2 separate regions of the Homo sapiens genome follow, and region 2 is linked to region 1. A link is an interaction called in ENCODE POLR2A ChIA-PET data of the cell type or tissue named here. Cell type or tissue: endothelial cell of umbilical vein. All regions are shown on one strand. Links, peaks and the distances in the headings refer to the core of each region. The heading gives the core; the rest is flanking DNA.

The links. Peaks named below come from ENCODE experiments on the same cell type or tissue, not always from the same donor. Only the 100,000 strongest peaks of a DNase experiment are listed, where the experiment ranks them.
Region 2: POLR2A ChIA-PET joins it to region 1 with 5 read pairs; 3 of 35 experiments call an interaction of 5 or more read pairs at or near these places.

What each region holds. Positions count from the first base shown.
Region 1 is chr11:62,747,110-62,754,524 of GRCh38, forward strand. It overlaps ZBTB3 (zinc finger and BTB domain containing 3), which reads right to left and starts at 7,051. Exons shown (of 2, transcript NM_001370809.1): 1 at 6,855-7,051; 2 at 3,854-6,606. The coding sequence starts at 6,555. The coding sequence ends at 4,981. RefSeq lists an enhancer at 5,704-6,581. In endothelial cell of umbilical vein, for the core only: no CTCF peak of the experiment used is centred there; no DNase peak of the experiment used is centred there.
Region 2 is chr11:62,359,372-62,366,786 of GRCh38, forward strand. All of the region lies in intron 4 of ASRGL1 (asparaginase and isoaspartyl peptidase 1), which reads left to right. It overlaps LOC124902682 (a long non-coding RNA gene), which reads right to left and starts at 1,560. Exons shown (of 2, transcript XR_007062698.1): 1 at 1,334-1,560. In endothelial cell of umbilical vein, for the core only: no CTCF peak of the experiment used is centred there; no DNase peak of the experiment used is centred there; H3K27ac peaks cover 467 bases.

The sequences.
Region 1 (7,415 bases), core at 900-5,899:
AGAGGGAGACTCTGTCTAAAAAAAAAATCAAACTAAAAAAAAAATAATAAATAAAATGAGGCTGGGTGCGGTGGTTCACACCTATAATGCCAGCACTTTGGGAGGCCGAGGCGGGGCGGATCTGAGGTCGGGAGTTCCAGACCAGCCTGACCAACATGGAGAAACCCCGTCTCTACTAAAAATACAAAAAAAATTAACCAGGCGTGGTGGCGCAGCCTGTAATTCCAGCTACTAGGGAGGCTGAGGCAGGAGAATCGCTTGAACCCAGGAGGCGGAGGTTGCAGTGAGCCGAGATTGCACTGAGCCAAGATCATGCCATTGTACTCTGGCCTGGGCAACAAGAGTGAAATTCCGTCAAAAAATAGTAATAATAACGAGGCCACAGTGGCTGTAACTGTGATAGCTACTGCTTTACATATCTTGCAGGCTGGGCATGATGGCTCATGCCTGAAATCCCAGCACTTTGGGAGGCCAAGGCAGGTGGATCGCTTGAGCCCAGGAGTTTGAGACCAGCCTGAGCAACAGCGCGAAACGTCATCTCCACAAAAGATACAAAAATTAGCCATGCGTGATAGTGCATGCCTGTAGTTCCAGCTGCTTGGGAGCTAGAGGGGTTGAGGCTGCAGTGAGTCGTGATAGTGCCACTGCACTCCAGCCTCGGAAACAGAGAGACCTTGTCTCAAAATAAATAAATAAATTAATTAATTAAAATATTGCAAATTCCTGACTGCCACCTGCAAGAAAACATGCCCTTTATGCTGGATATTGAAAGCAAATGCTTGCTTCTCAGGAGAATCTCACCAGGAACAGAACCTCTTTAGCTAAGTAGTACATGTGACCACAGTCTGATCAATACAATGGTTCCTGTGTTCCCCAGACTGTCTGGAGAGATCATCTACATCAAAATTGTCTACACATATAGACCATTTATTATGCCTTGATTTTAAGAACTGATGTTCTGAGACAACCAGGTTTTTTTTTTTCTGTTTTGTGTTTCTGTTGAAATTGAGATATTCAGACCGTAAAATCCACCCTTTTAAGGGCAACTGATTCATAAAGGCATTTTGATTTGATATTTACTCTAGGGAAGACTTTTGAAAAGGTGTTCTACCCAGCTAGAATAGCTTTTATTGTATTTATTTATATCTTGCCTTGTTTCATCAAGGAATTAAAGCAGTAACGTACTTGCATAAATAAAATTAGGAGCCATTTGAAAGATAAGCTAGAAGTTTATTTCAACACAAAGAATGTGAAAGAATGTAGAATTCATTCAGCAGAAAAATGTTAACCATCTTTTGCTTCCCATATGTCCTAGTTAAGGAGCTTTCTTTAGCCACATGGCTGCTCACCTTTCCTTCCTGTAACTCAAAAATAGTCACTTGCTGGTAAGGGTTCACAGTGCTGAATATGACACAGACTCAAAAAGAGAGAAGAATATTTACTTGTCATTTTCCCCCTTTTCTTTTTTTCTTTTTTGAGATGGAGTCTCGCACTGTCACCCAGGGTTGGAGTGCAATGGCGTGATCTCGGCTCACTGCAACCTCCGCCTCCCGGGTTCAAGCAATTCTCCTGCCTCAGCCTCCCGAGTAGCTGGGATTACAGACGCCTGCCACCACGCCCAGCTAATTTTTTGTATTTTTAGTAGAGATGGGGTTTCACTATGTTGGCCAGCCTGGTCTCCAACTCCTGACCTTGTGATCCGCCCGCCTCGGCCTCCCAAAGTGCTGGGATTACAGGCGTGAGCCACCGCGACCAGCGTATTTCTGTTTTCCTTCCTGCTTTATTTGCACTCATGTCCTTACGTACCAAGAAAAAGTTTGTAGGCAAACCTTTAGGCCCTCCTACAGCACAGGCGGGGCCAGACTCCTCACACATTCCCAGAGCTCTTTTTTGCCCCCATCCCATGATGGCACCCCAAACTCCCATTTCTTTGCTATCTCCACTGTCAGTAACCACCTGCGTGACCTTAGGTGAGTAACCTAAACCTCCCTAGACTGTTGTCGTCACACTTTTCAAGTGAGGGAGTTGGACTACATGAACTGTAAGATCCTCTCATCCTGAGTTTCTCGCTTTAGGTTTTGCAAGTACCCATCATTGCCACAGCACCTCAGACCCTCAACCTCCCACCACTAATCAGCCACTATGGGCCTTAGTGTTTCCTGCCTTCCAGTTTCTCATCTTCAAAGAAGTCAATTCATATCTACAACTTGAGGCAAAAATTTCAGATCATCAATACAGTACCTGTTCTATCAACAAAAGGTCTTTCAGTGGGGAAAGCAGAGGTAACAAGGCAACAAAGCCAAATACACAAAAGGACAGAAAAAGAAAACAACTTACAGTTCTTGGTTAACTAAGTTCAACTTTTCATTATTATTTTATAGTGACAGGCAGGCCTCACTATGTTGCCCAGGCTAATCTGTAACTCCTAGCCACAAGCGATCCTTCACCTCAGCCTCCCAAAGTGCTGGGAGAACAGGCATGAGCCACCCCAACAGCCCTTCAAACAATGTTGTTTTTTTTTTTTTTTTTGAGACAGAGTCTCACTCTTGTTGCCCAGGTTGGAATGCAATGATGCGATCTCGGCTCACTGCAACCTCCGCCTCCCAGGTTCAAGCAATTCTCCTGCCTCAACCTCCTGAGTAGCTGGGATTACAGGCACCCGCCACCAAGCCTGGATAATTTTTGTTTTCTTTTTTTTGAGGTGGAGTTTCGGTCTTGTCACCCAGGCTGAAGTGCAGTGGCGTGATCTCAGCTCACTGCAACCTCTACCTCCTGGGTTCAAATGATTCTCCTGCCTCAGCCTCCCAGGTAGCTGGGATTACAGGCGCCCACCACCACTCCTGGCTAATTTTTGTAGTTTTAGTAGAGACGGTTTCACCATGTTGGCCAGTCTGGTCTTGAACTCCTGACCTCAAGTGATCCGCCCGCATTGGCCTCCCAAAGTGCTGTAATTACAGGTGAGAGCCACCATACCTAGACAATTTTTTTTGTGTTTTTAGTAGAGATGGGGTTTCACCATGTTGGGCAGGCTGGTCACCTCGGCCTCCCAAAGTGTTGGTATTACAGGCATGAGCCACCACACCTGGAAGAAACAATGTTTTTAACCAGTATAGCAGGCAGGGTGTTTGCAGTGGCAAGCCAGGTTCAAATGCTGGCTTGCCCCTTAACTAGCCTCTGTGACCCTGAACAAGTTAACTTTGATTTCTAAGTCTCAGGTTTATGAACAACAACAAACAAAACAGGAAGTGGACCTCATACCTCCTAATGTTGTTGAGGATTAAATGAGTATTTATACGAAATGTCTGATAAAGCCCAGAAGACAGCTCGACTGCAATAATAAATCATAATTTTATAAGCTTCCTTAATTTCTATACTTCTCCTAAGTAAAGGCTACATCGCCCTCTGCCTGTCCCACTTTTTTCCTCATGAGCAGTCTGACCCCTACCCCTACCCCTACCCCAAGTACAGATGTAACATTCCAAAAAGAACTGAAGGAGAGCCGTGGCTCACGCCTGTAATCCCAGCACTTTGGGAGGCAGAGGCGGGCGGATCATGAGGTCAGGAGATCGAGACCATCCTGGCTAACACGGTGAAACCCTGTCTCTACTAAAAATACAAAAAATTAGCCGGGCTTGGTGGTGGGTGCCTGTAGTCCCAGCTACTAGGGAGGCTGAGGCAGGAGAATGGTGTGAACCAGGAAGGCGGAGCTGGCAGTGAGCCGAGATCGCGCCACTGCATTCCAGCCTGGGTGACAGAGAGACTCCGTCTCAAAAAAAAAAAAAAAAAAAAAAAAAAGAACTGCAGGAGAGGTATGAAAGCATGCAGGTTTTTAGAAGAAACCAGCCAACACCAGTTCAAAGAAATACCTTCATTGCTAGCTTTATGTTCCAGAACATACAGTGAGAAGCGATTACACCTCAGGAAAATTCCCAGTGCCCTTGGAGAGAGCTGACATAGGCTTTGCCCCATAAAGTCCTGCTTATCTGGCTGGGCAAAGAAAAGGGTAGGAGGCTGGGCATGGTGGCTCACGCCTTTAATCCCAGCACTTTTTAAGGCCAAGGTGGGCAGATCACCTGGGGTCAGGAATTTGAGACCAGCCTGGCCAACATGGTGAAACCCTGTCTCTACTAAAAATACAGGAATTAGCTGGGCGTGGTGGCGCGTTCCTGTAATCCCAGCTACTCAAGAGGCTGAGTTAAGAGAATCGCTTGAGGCCAGGCACGGTGGCTCAAGCCTGTAATCCCAGCACTTTGGGAGGCTGAGGCGGGTGGATCACGAGGTCAGGAGATCGAGACCATCCTGACTAACACGGTGAAACCCCGTCTCTACTAAAAAATACAAAAAATTAGGCGGGCGTGGTGGGCCAAGATCGCGCCACTGCACTCCAGCCTGGGGGACAGAGTGAGACTCTGTCTCAAAAAAAAAAAAAAAAAAAGGAATCGCTTGAACCTGGGAGGCAGAGGTTGCAGTGAGCTGAAATTGCGCCACTGCACTCCAGCCTCAGTGACAGAGCAAGACTCAAAAAAAAAAAGGCAGCTGGGCGCGGTGGCTCATGCCTGTAATCCCAGCACTGCGGGAGGTGGAGATGGGCGGATCACGAGGTCAGATCTGTCAGAAGATCGAGACCATCCTGGCTAACACGGTGAAACCCTGTCTCTACTAAAAATCAAAAAAAATTAGCCAGGCATGGTGATAGGCGCCTGTAGTCCCAGCTACTCGGGAGGCTGAGGCAGGAGAATGGCGTGAATCGGGGAGGCTGAGCTTGCAGTGAGCCGAGATCGCGCCACTGCACTCCAGTCTGGGTGACAGAGTGAGACTCTGTCTCAAAAAAATAAAAGATTAAAAAAAAAAAAGGGTAGGAACTTTCAGCCTGGGCAGAGCCTTTATTCTTGTCACCCAGCAGGGGTGATAAGGTGCCACCAACCTTCTGAGCTGCCATCTAAGGATGGTAAGAGCAGCCTAGCATCAGCTCATGCTCCCTTAGATGTTAGTTTTTGGGGCCAATACAAAATCTTTAGGTGGCCCTCCACCACTGCTGCTCTGTCTGTCTGCTGTTGGGGAGCCAGGGAGAGGCTGCACCCCTAGAAGGGGTCCCACTTCTGGATCTGGTTTGCTGCGTTTGGCCAGGTCCTCATTGTGAGCCTTGCGGATGTGGCGGTAGAGGTCCCCTGACTGCGTGTAGCTCCGCAGGCAGTAGCGGCACTCATAGGGTCGCTCACGTGTGTGCACCGTGGCATGTCGCCGTAGTGTGTAAGAGCATGAGAAGGTCTTCCCACATGTCTTGCAGGTGGGAACATCCTCAGTAAAAACCCCAAAGCTTCCTGGAGCTGCTTCGTACTCAGAAGACAGGTAAAGTGGCTCATGCAGGGATGCGGGTGCAGGCAGAGGTGAGGTCACCAGTCCTCGATGATACTGCCCTGCACCTGGCAGCAGATGGTAGGGTAGATGAGGGTCTGTTGGCAGGAAGTGGTCACTTGGCCCCACCTCCTCCAGTCCTGCTGCCCCTGGGTCTTCAAAAGCCTCTGGCTGGGAGGGCTGTGCCCCATACACTGCTCCTCCAGATGGGAAAGCTCTCTCAGGACCCTGAGGCTGTTCATCTGACACATCAGTCTCTTCATCAGAGATCACAATAGCTTCAACTTTCACCTGGACCAGCTCAGCTTCAGCTGGGGCTGGAGCCTGGGATGGAACTGGAGCTGAGACAGGGGCTGGGGCTGACGTTGGGGCTGAGGCTGGGGGATAGAAGCCTTGCAGTGGTCCTCCAGGATCCTTTGGTTCCACCACCCTCAGACTCTCAGGACCCACATCAAGAGATGGCAGTGGCTCCAATGAAACTGCTGAGATGCCAGAAGAGAAGTAGTTTGTAGGAATGGTCTCAGTGGAGCTACTAGGGCTGGCAAGAGAGACATCAGCCACTGGTGGATGAGGTGCCCGCAGATGTGGTGCGTCAACCTCCATGCCAGGCTGTGTAGTGTCAGCCCCACTAGACATTGGTGGCTCATCTGGAGGACGGACAGTAGGTGAGGGAGCAGCAGAGCCTTTCCATTCCCCTTTGCCCCAGTGGCCTGATGTCTCAGCAGATGCCAACGAAGGTTGGGTGCCACGGGAAGTACTAGACAAAAACTCCAAACTAGGAAGCTGTGAGTTGGTTTCCTCCTCCTTCTTGGTACTGTCTGCCTCTGCCAGGGCCCGGGCTTGAAGCCGCCGCTTACACACCTTGACGATGTCATTCATGTGCAAGTAGCTGGCAGCTGCCAGCACATCCTCCACAGGGGTATCCCCTCTCAGGGTCAGCTGGCCAGCATACATAAAGTCCAGAAGCAGCCCAAAGGCTGGGGCTGTGACAATTTCATTGTGAATACACACCAGATCCCTCTTGTCCAATTCCCGCTCCTTGTAGAAAAGCTGGAAGAATGGGCTGCAGGAGGCCAGCACAGCCCGATGGGCCAAGAACTGGGTACTACCCACCATCACGGTGCAGTCACAAAGGAAACCCTGGGACCGCTGCTCCCGGAGGCTCTGCAGCAGCTGCTGACTGTGTTCTGGGAACTCCATAGTACCCCACGAAGGAAAGGGGGCCCAAAAAAGGTCCCCACCAGTGGCTCCCTGAGAAAAAAGGGCAGTGAGTTAAGACAGGTAACCTCCCCAGCAACCTTATCAGCCCTTAACTATCACTTGCCACTCCAAAACAATCGCTTAAGTTACTGCCCTTCTTTCTCCTAGGTCACACCCAAAGCTCTCCCATTAGCTCCGCCCACCTCGGCCTAACCTTAGAACAGGCCCCACCCCCGTCCGATAAGCCCTGCCCCCGGAAGTCCCGCCCCTTAGCCACCCTCCGCTTCCTTGATGCCCACCCGGTAGCGTCCAACGGCTCCACGAAGTAGAGATCTTTTTCGCTCCCAGGCCTTGCCAGGCGATGCCTCTACGCCCCACTTCGAGAACTCCCTAAGCATCTCCCTCACGCATTCCAGGGGCTAAGGACTACCAGGGTGGGAACTAGCGGAGAAAGCTGATACCTCACCCACCACCGAGCAGCCACAGGGCGAGCTCCGCCCCTTCCCACCTTCTCAGCTTTAATTGGCTTAAGATTGCCCTCCCCTGTCACGGATTGGTCCGCTCTCCACTAACCATCCTCCCTCTAACTGCCGTCTACAATTGGGTGCTCGCCGCCATCGCTTTTGCAGTCAGGCGTTGGATTGGGTGACGCTCCTGTCCTCAACTTTTCCTCTTCGTCCCGCCTTCCTTGCCTCCGAGCCCTCAGGATTGGCTGAGCTTCTCCTTCTACCTAATCCAGCAGGCAGGAGGTACCCGGCTCCGAGTCGCTGAACGCGGCGCTCTCCTGGCGAGGCTGGAGGTCGGGAACCCTGCAGTGTCGGACCCGAGCTGACAGCAAGCCACTCCCGCTACAGGCTGAC
Region 2 (7,415 bases), core at 1,579-6,578, 390 kb before region 1:
GGAGGCAGAGGTTGCAGTGAGCCAAGATCGCGCCATTGCACTCCAGCCTGGGCAACAAGAGCGAAACTTTGTCTCAAAAAAAAAAAGTGAAATTAATAATATATTTTATTTAACCAAATATATCCAAAATATTTCAACATGTAATGCATATAAGAAATTATAAGATGTCTTGCTCTTTTTTTGTACTAAATCTTCAAAATCTGGTGTGTTTTACACTTACAGTACATCTCACTGAGGACAGCCACATTTAGCTAGCAGCCACTCAGTAGCCACATGGAGCTGCAGCTTCTGTAAGTGCACAGCACAGGTCTAGACAGAACCTGTGTGAGAAAAACTGATAACAGAGAAAAACAAAAAGCTCCTGTAGTTGCTAACTCTCCGTGTTAGCAACTACATGGATGTTGACTGTTAGAATTATGAATGGTTTTATTTTGATGAAAATATTTAAAAGATGCAGTTAATTTCAAAAATACAGTGGTAAAATTTTTAGCTTTCATGTAATTTTAGCCTTTATGTATTGTATTTACTAATTATAATTCATATTTTAACTTTAACATTAATAAAAATTTTGTATATTTTACAATTACTTTTGTAACTTTTTGGAAATTATATCTGCAAATTACTTCTTTTTTTTGTTTTTTGCTTTTCTTTTTTTTTTTTTTGGTTTTGTTTGTTTTTGAGACAGAGTCACACTGTGTTGCCCAGGCTGGAGTGCAGTGGCACGATCTCGGCTTACTGCAACCTCTGCCTCCCAGGTTCTAGCAGTTCTCCTCAGCCTCCTGAGTAGCTGGTATTACAGGTGTGCGCCACCACGCCTGGGTAATTTTTGTATTTTTAGTAGAGAGAGGGTTTCACCATGTTGGCCAGACTGGTCTCGAACTCCTGACCTCAGGTGATCCGCCCACCTCGGCCTCCCAAAGTGCTAGGATTATAGGTATGAGCCACCATGCCCGGCCAACTTTTTTTTTTTTTAATTTTTTTAGATTAGCTCTTTATTTTTTTATGAAAATACATTCTCATTTTTTTATACTTTGGATATAATTATATTTCACTTTTAATCCCTTAGATTATTGAAAATGAGTATAAGTCAAGATTTTGGTAGAAAAAGAATGCTATAAAGTGGAGCTCACAAAAGAAAAAATGAAAAAGAAAGTAAAAATCTTCAAAGAAGCAGGCTGCTTGCATTTTCCAACACTGGAAGCAGTAAAAGCAAGCAGTCTTCTTCCAGGGTGACCCACATAAAATTCACAAACAAGACATTACAAAGGTTTTGTTCAATTAAGATCTACTTATTAATCAAAACAATTAAAATTAGTAAGAAAATTATTCTCACCAAATCCACAGTTTGAACAAGTCAGATGAAATCATGGCAACCTCCTTCTTTACTAACGGAAGATTTAATTGCTAATCATGAAGAATCACACACAATAAAACACACACCCTGTTACAGGAATTGAGGGAAAGAGGCCGAATAAACAATTGATTTTACCGGAAACAGAAAACAATATAAAATACTGATGTAATGTTCTTGAAAGAATAATACAATGTATCCAATATTTAGCCAAGCCTAATCATTCTTTTCATGACACCGTCAGTACAGTGTGTGCAAAAAACAATGGAAATTTTCTAGGTTTCAGTAAAAGAGATTTCAAAATTTGGTAAAATGCCAAACATATAATTAAGACAAAAATAATGAAAGTAATGATCATTACCTAGGATAGAGAATTCCAACAGATTATGAGTTTAATGGAGAATAAAGTGAGACATGAAATCATTTGTAAAAATTTTTTTGTCAATAAATTTTTTGGTTTTGTGGGGTTTTGTTTTTTTGTTTTTTTGAGACAAGGTCTTACTTTGTCACCCAGGCTCGAGTGCAGTGTTACAGTCGTAGCTCACTGCAGCCTCAATCTCCCAGGCTCAAGTGATCCTCCCATCTCAGCCTCCCAAGTAGGTGGGACTACAGGCATGCACCATGCCTGGCTAATTTTATTTTTAGTAGAGACGGGGTCTTGCCATGTTGCCCAGGCTCGTCTTAAGCTCCTGAGCTCAAGGGATCTTCCCTCCTGCTTGGCCTTCCAAAGTGCTTTGGTGAGCCACCAAACCTGGCCAATTTTTTTTTTTTTTTTTTTTTTTTTGAGACAGAATCTTGTTCTGTCAACAGGCTGGAGTGCAGTGGTACAATCTCGGCTCACTGCAACCTCCGCCTCCCAGGTTCAAGAGATTCTTCTGCCTCAGCCTCCCGAGTAGCTGGGACTACAGGCGCATGCCACCATGCCCGGCTAATTTTTGTATTTTTAGTAGAGAGGGGGTTTCACCATGTTGGCCAGGCTGGTCTCAAACTCCTGACCTCGTGATCTGCCTGCCTCAGCCCCCTAAAGTACTGGGATTACAGGCGTGAGCCACTGTGCCCAGCCCAAAGTTTTTTAATAAAATAGTTACTCAGTTCAACTAGAGTGTACCGTGGTACTGATAGTACCATGAGTGGACCATTACTGCTTGAAGAAAAACAAGCCTAAATCATTCCATGTTTCATTGGCTTTATATCTCCTCCTTAAAGTGTGATTTTTGAATTAAGTGAAGAATTGAAAGAAAACTTTCTGTTTTAGACACTAATTTCAAGGATTGTTGAAGGCAAGCCTGTGATAATGGAGCAAATGTGGTTGGTAAATGAGAGATGTACAAGCAAGAAGCTTGGCTAAGAATCCAGAAGCATACTATGTGACATATACAGCCCATCATTTGAAATTTGTTTCTAGGATGCATGACCTCCACTGTGCCACTAATGGTAGTGCTTTGGAACAATAGAGGGAATAAATGCAGTGTCTTCTAGATATGCCCAAAGATGGAATATCTTGACTAAACTTATATTTCACCCTATAACAAGTCTCAGGTGCACGATGAGAATACCAACGAAATGCTGTTGAAGTAATTAAATTGAATTTAGATAAGAAGAATTCAGCAAAACCATAAAAAGTCTTCAAAGAGCAAATCATGGACTTTAACAAAAAGTGAAATTAATTTTGAACTTGTATTATTTAGTATAAATCTGATTTCTATTAATAAATTTAACAAAACTGTAACCAAAAATATATATATATTATATAAAATATATATAATATATATTATATAAAATATATAACATATATTATTTATATAATATATATTATATAAAATATATAACATATATTATTTATATAATATATATTATATAAAATATATAATATATATTATATAAAATATATATTATATATTATATAAAATATATATAATATATAATATATATTATATAAAATATATAATATATATTATATAAAATATATATTATATATTATATAAAATATATTATATGTTATATATAAAATATAATATATATTATATATATAAATTTATATATATAAATTTAAATTTTTTTTCTGGGAGTATCTACTTGCTTATCTGACATACACACACACACACACACACACACACACACATCCATATAAATATATATATGTGGCTACTTCACCTTTAAAGGATTTAATTTTTTTTTTTTTTTTTTTTTTTTTTTTTTTTTTTTTTTTTTTTTGAGACAGAGTCTTGCTGTGTCACCCAGGCTGGAGTGCAGTAGCACAATCTCGGCTTACTGCAAGCTCCGCCTCCAGGGTTCACGCCATTCTCCTGCATGCCATTCTCCTGCCTCAGCCTCCCGAGTAGCTGGGACTACAGGCGCCCGCCACCACGCCCGGCTAATTTTTTGTATTTTTAGTAGAGACGGGGTTTCACCATGTTAGCCAGGATGGTCTCAATCTCCTGACCTGATGATCTGCCCACCTCAGCCTCCCAAAGTGCTGGGATTACAGGCGTGAACCACCATGCCTGGCCGATTTAAATTTTTTTTAAGTTTATAGAAACAAAATCAAAACTGCATGTGAGATATACAACAAAAATGATGTTCCAACAAAATCCAGGGAAATTGAAACAAGGGAACAAAAATATTTACCTAGCTTGAAGAAAATTCATAGAGAGATAATCCCTAAACCAGTTTCTATAGAAACTATTTTTCAGTTCAGTATAAATCAGAGCATAGTATCATCTGAAGAGAGATTTGAACAAAATTGAATAACATTCTCCTGTTTTTGATTTTCTTCAGAATATACCAGCATCAAAACCTAAAAGAATTTATCTGCATAGACCTAGATACTGTTTAAAAGATTATAAAAAGACTATAAGTGATTGTGATTTATATGATCAAGTTAAAAATTTTAATGCACTCTGCAATCACAATTTATATATAAATCCATATAGTATTTGAGTGTGATCATGTAAAAATCAGTATTCATTTCTAAATCTAAGTACTGCTTTGAGAATTTTGTTGGTAATTCCAGTTGCTGCTGCTTCAGCAGAAGGAAGCTTCTCTAAATTAAAATTAATTAAAAACTTGCTAAAAACTATGTTGACTCAAGAAAGATTGTCTTTTTTGCCATTTTGTCAATAGAAGTCACGTTAAGTATAAGAACATCATCAGGCCGGGCTTAGTGGTTCACGCCTGTAATCCTAGCACTTTGGGAGGCCGAGGTGGGTGGATTGCCTGAGCTCAGGAGTTCACAACCAGCCTGGGCAACATGGTGAAACCACGTCTCTACTAAAAAATACAAAAAATCAGCCAGGCGTGGCAGTGTGCACCTGTAGTCCCAGCTTCTCGGGAGGCTGAGGCAGGAGAATTGCTAGAACCCAGGAGGCGGAGGTTGCAGTGAGCTGAGATCACACCACTGCACTCCAGCCTGGGTGACAGGGTAAGAGTCCGTCTCAAAAAAAAAAAAAAAAAAAATCAGTACTCGCTGGAATGAAGCCAAGAAAAAATATTTTTATGGAATAAATACATAATTTATTAAATGTGTGTGTGTGCGCGTGCATGTGTGCGTGTATGTGTGTGTGTTTGCCATTCATCTGCCATCACCAGCCGATTAACAAATGACCCTGGTATACACAATAATAACTAAGTTAAGTCGTCACTGGTAGTTTGTCAACTTTCAGTCATGTGAAAACCATAGCTTTTTAATATTTTTCTAGATAAAATAGTATGGAGGTTCCTAAAGAAATTAAAAATAGAACTACCTTATAACCCAGCAATCCCACTTCTAGGCATATACCCAAAGGAAATGAAATCACCATTTAGTAAAGATATCTGCACTTCCATGTTCATTGCAGCATTATTCAAAATAGCCAGGATATTGAAACAACTACAGTGTCTGTCCATCAATGAAGAATGGATAAAGTATAATGTATATATACAGTGGAATATAATTCCTTGGTAGGAAAAGGAGGAGATCCTGCCATTTGCAGCAACTTGATACTAAGTGAAATAAGCCAGTCACAGAAAGATACTACATGATCTCACTTAAATATGGAATCTAAAACAAAAAGAAACATTGAGGCTGGGAGTGGTGGTGGCTCACGCCTGTAATCTCAGCACTTTGGGAGGCTGAGGCGGGCAGATCACCTGAGGTCAGGAGTTCAAGACCAGCCTGGCCAACATGGCGAAACCCCGTATCTACTAAAAATATAAAAATTAGCTGGGCGTGGTGGTGGGTGCCTGTAATCCTAGCTACTTGGAAGGCTGAGGCAGTGGAATCGCTTGAACCTAGGAGGCAGAGGTTGCAGTGAGCCGAGACCACGCTGTTGCACTGCAGCCTGGGTGACAAGCAAAACTCCATCTCAAAAAAAAAAAAAAAGAAAGAAACATTGAATACATAGAAACAATGAATGGAATGGTAGTTACCAGGAGTGGGAGAAATGGGAAGGTGTAAGCCAGAGGGTACAAAATTACTGTTATGTAGCATGCGTATGTCTGGAGAAGTATAATATTAGGACTATAGCTAATAATATTGTGTACTGGAAATTTGCTAAGAGGAGATTTTAGAGGCCAGATGCAGTGGCTCATGCCTCTAATCCCAGCACTTTGGGAGGCCAAGGTGGGCAGATCACCTGAGATCAGGAGTTTGAAACCAGCCTGGCCAACATGGTGAAACCCCACTTCTACTAAATATACAAAAATTAGCTGGGCATGGTGGTGGGCGCCTGTAATCCCAGCTACTCGTGAGGCTGAGGCAGGGGAATCACTTGAACCTGGGAGGCAGAGGTTGCAGTGAGCCAAGATCACGCCACTGCACTCCAGCCTGGGCAACAGTGCAAGACTCCGTCTCAAAAACAAAAAAAAGGCTGGGTGCGGTGGCTCACACCTGTAATCCCAGCACTTTGGGAGGCCAAGACAGGCGGATCACGAGGTCAGGAGTTCAAGACCAGCCTGGCCAAGATGGTGAAACTTCATCTCTACTAAAAATACAGAAAAATTAGCTGGGTGTGGTGGCACGCACCTGTAATCTCAGCTATTTGAGAGGCTGAAGCAGAGAATTCCTTAAACCCAGGAGGCAGAGGCTGCTGTGAGCTGAGATGGCACCACTGCATTTCAGCTTGGGCGAAAGAGCAAGACTCCATCTCAAAAAAATTTAAAAAGTAGATTTTAGGTACTCTTACCACAAAAAATAAAGAAAGGTAATTGTGAGATGATAGGTATGTTATTCTAGTTGACTGTAATCATAATTTCACTATGTATATCAAAACATTCATGGCTGGGTGTGGTGGCTTATGCCTGTAATCCTAGAACTTTGGGAGGCCAAGACAGGCAGACTGCCCGAGCTCAGGAGTTGAAGACCACCCTGGGGCCAACATGGTGAAACCCCGTCTCTACTGAAAGACAAAAAATTAGCCGGGAGTGGTGGTGCATGCCCATAATCCCAGCTACTCAGGAGGCTGAGGCAGGAGAATCACTTGAACCTGGGAGATGGAAGTTGCAGTGAGCCGAGATCACACGACTGCACTCCAGCCTGCGCCACAGAGCAAGACTGTCTCAAAAAAAAAAAAAAAAGTTCACCTTATATACAGTGAAACATATATACAAGAAAAATACCGATTTTTCAAGATACATTTACCACAGTAACAGGATAGAACATACTTATAACTTCCCAATATTAAATATATGGTATGTGGGCCTCCAGTTGTATTTGTATTGTTGCCATGGCCCCTTGCAAATGTTAGAGGTGGGCCTGCCACCAGCAGGGACTGGGAGAACCCTCCTTCCTTATCTAACAGGTAAAGGGTAACACTGTTACTTTAATTTGCTCTTCCCTGACAGTGAGTTTGAGCATTTTACATTTGTTTATGGGTTTTTCCTTTTTACAAATTTGCCTAGTTTTGTCCTACACTCATTTTTTCCTTTGAATTATTTTTTCCCTTTCTTATCAGTCTCATTGTTTTTTCTTTTACTTTTTTAACATTCTTTATAGATAGATGGGATTTCTCTATGTTGCTCAGGCTGGCCTTGAGCTCCTGAGCTCAAGTGGTCCTCCTACCTCATCCTCTTGAGTAGCAGGAACTAC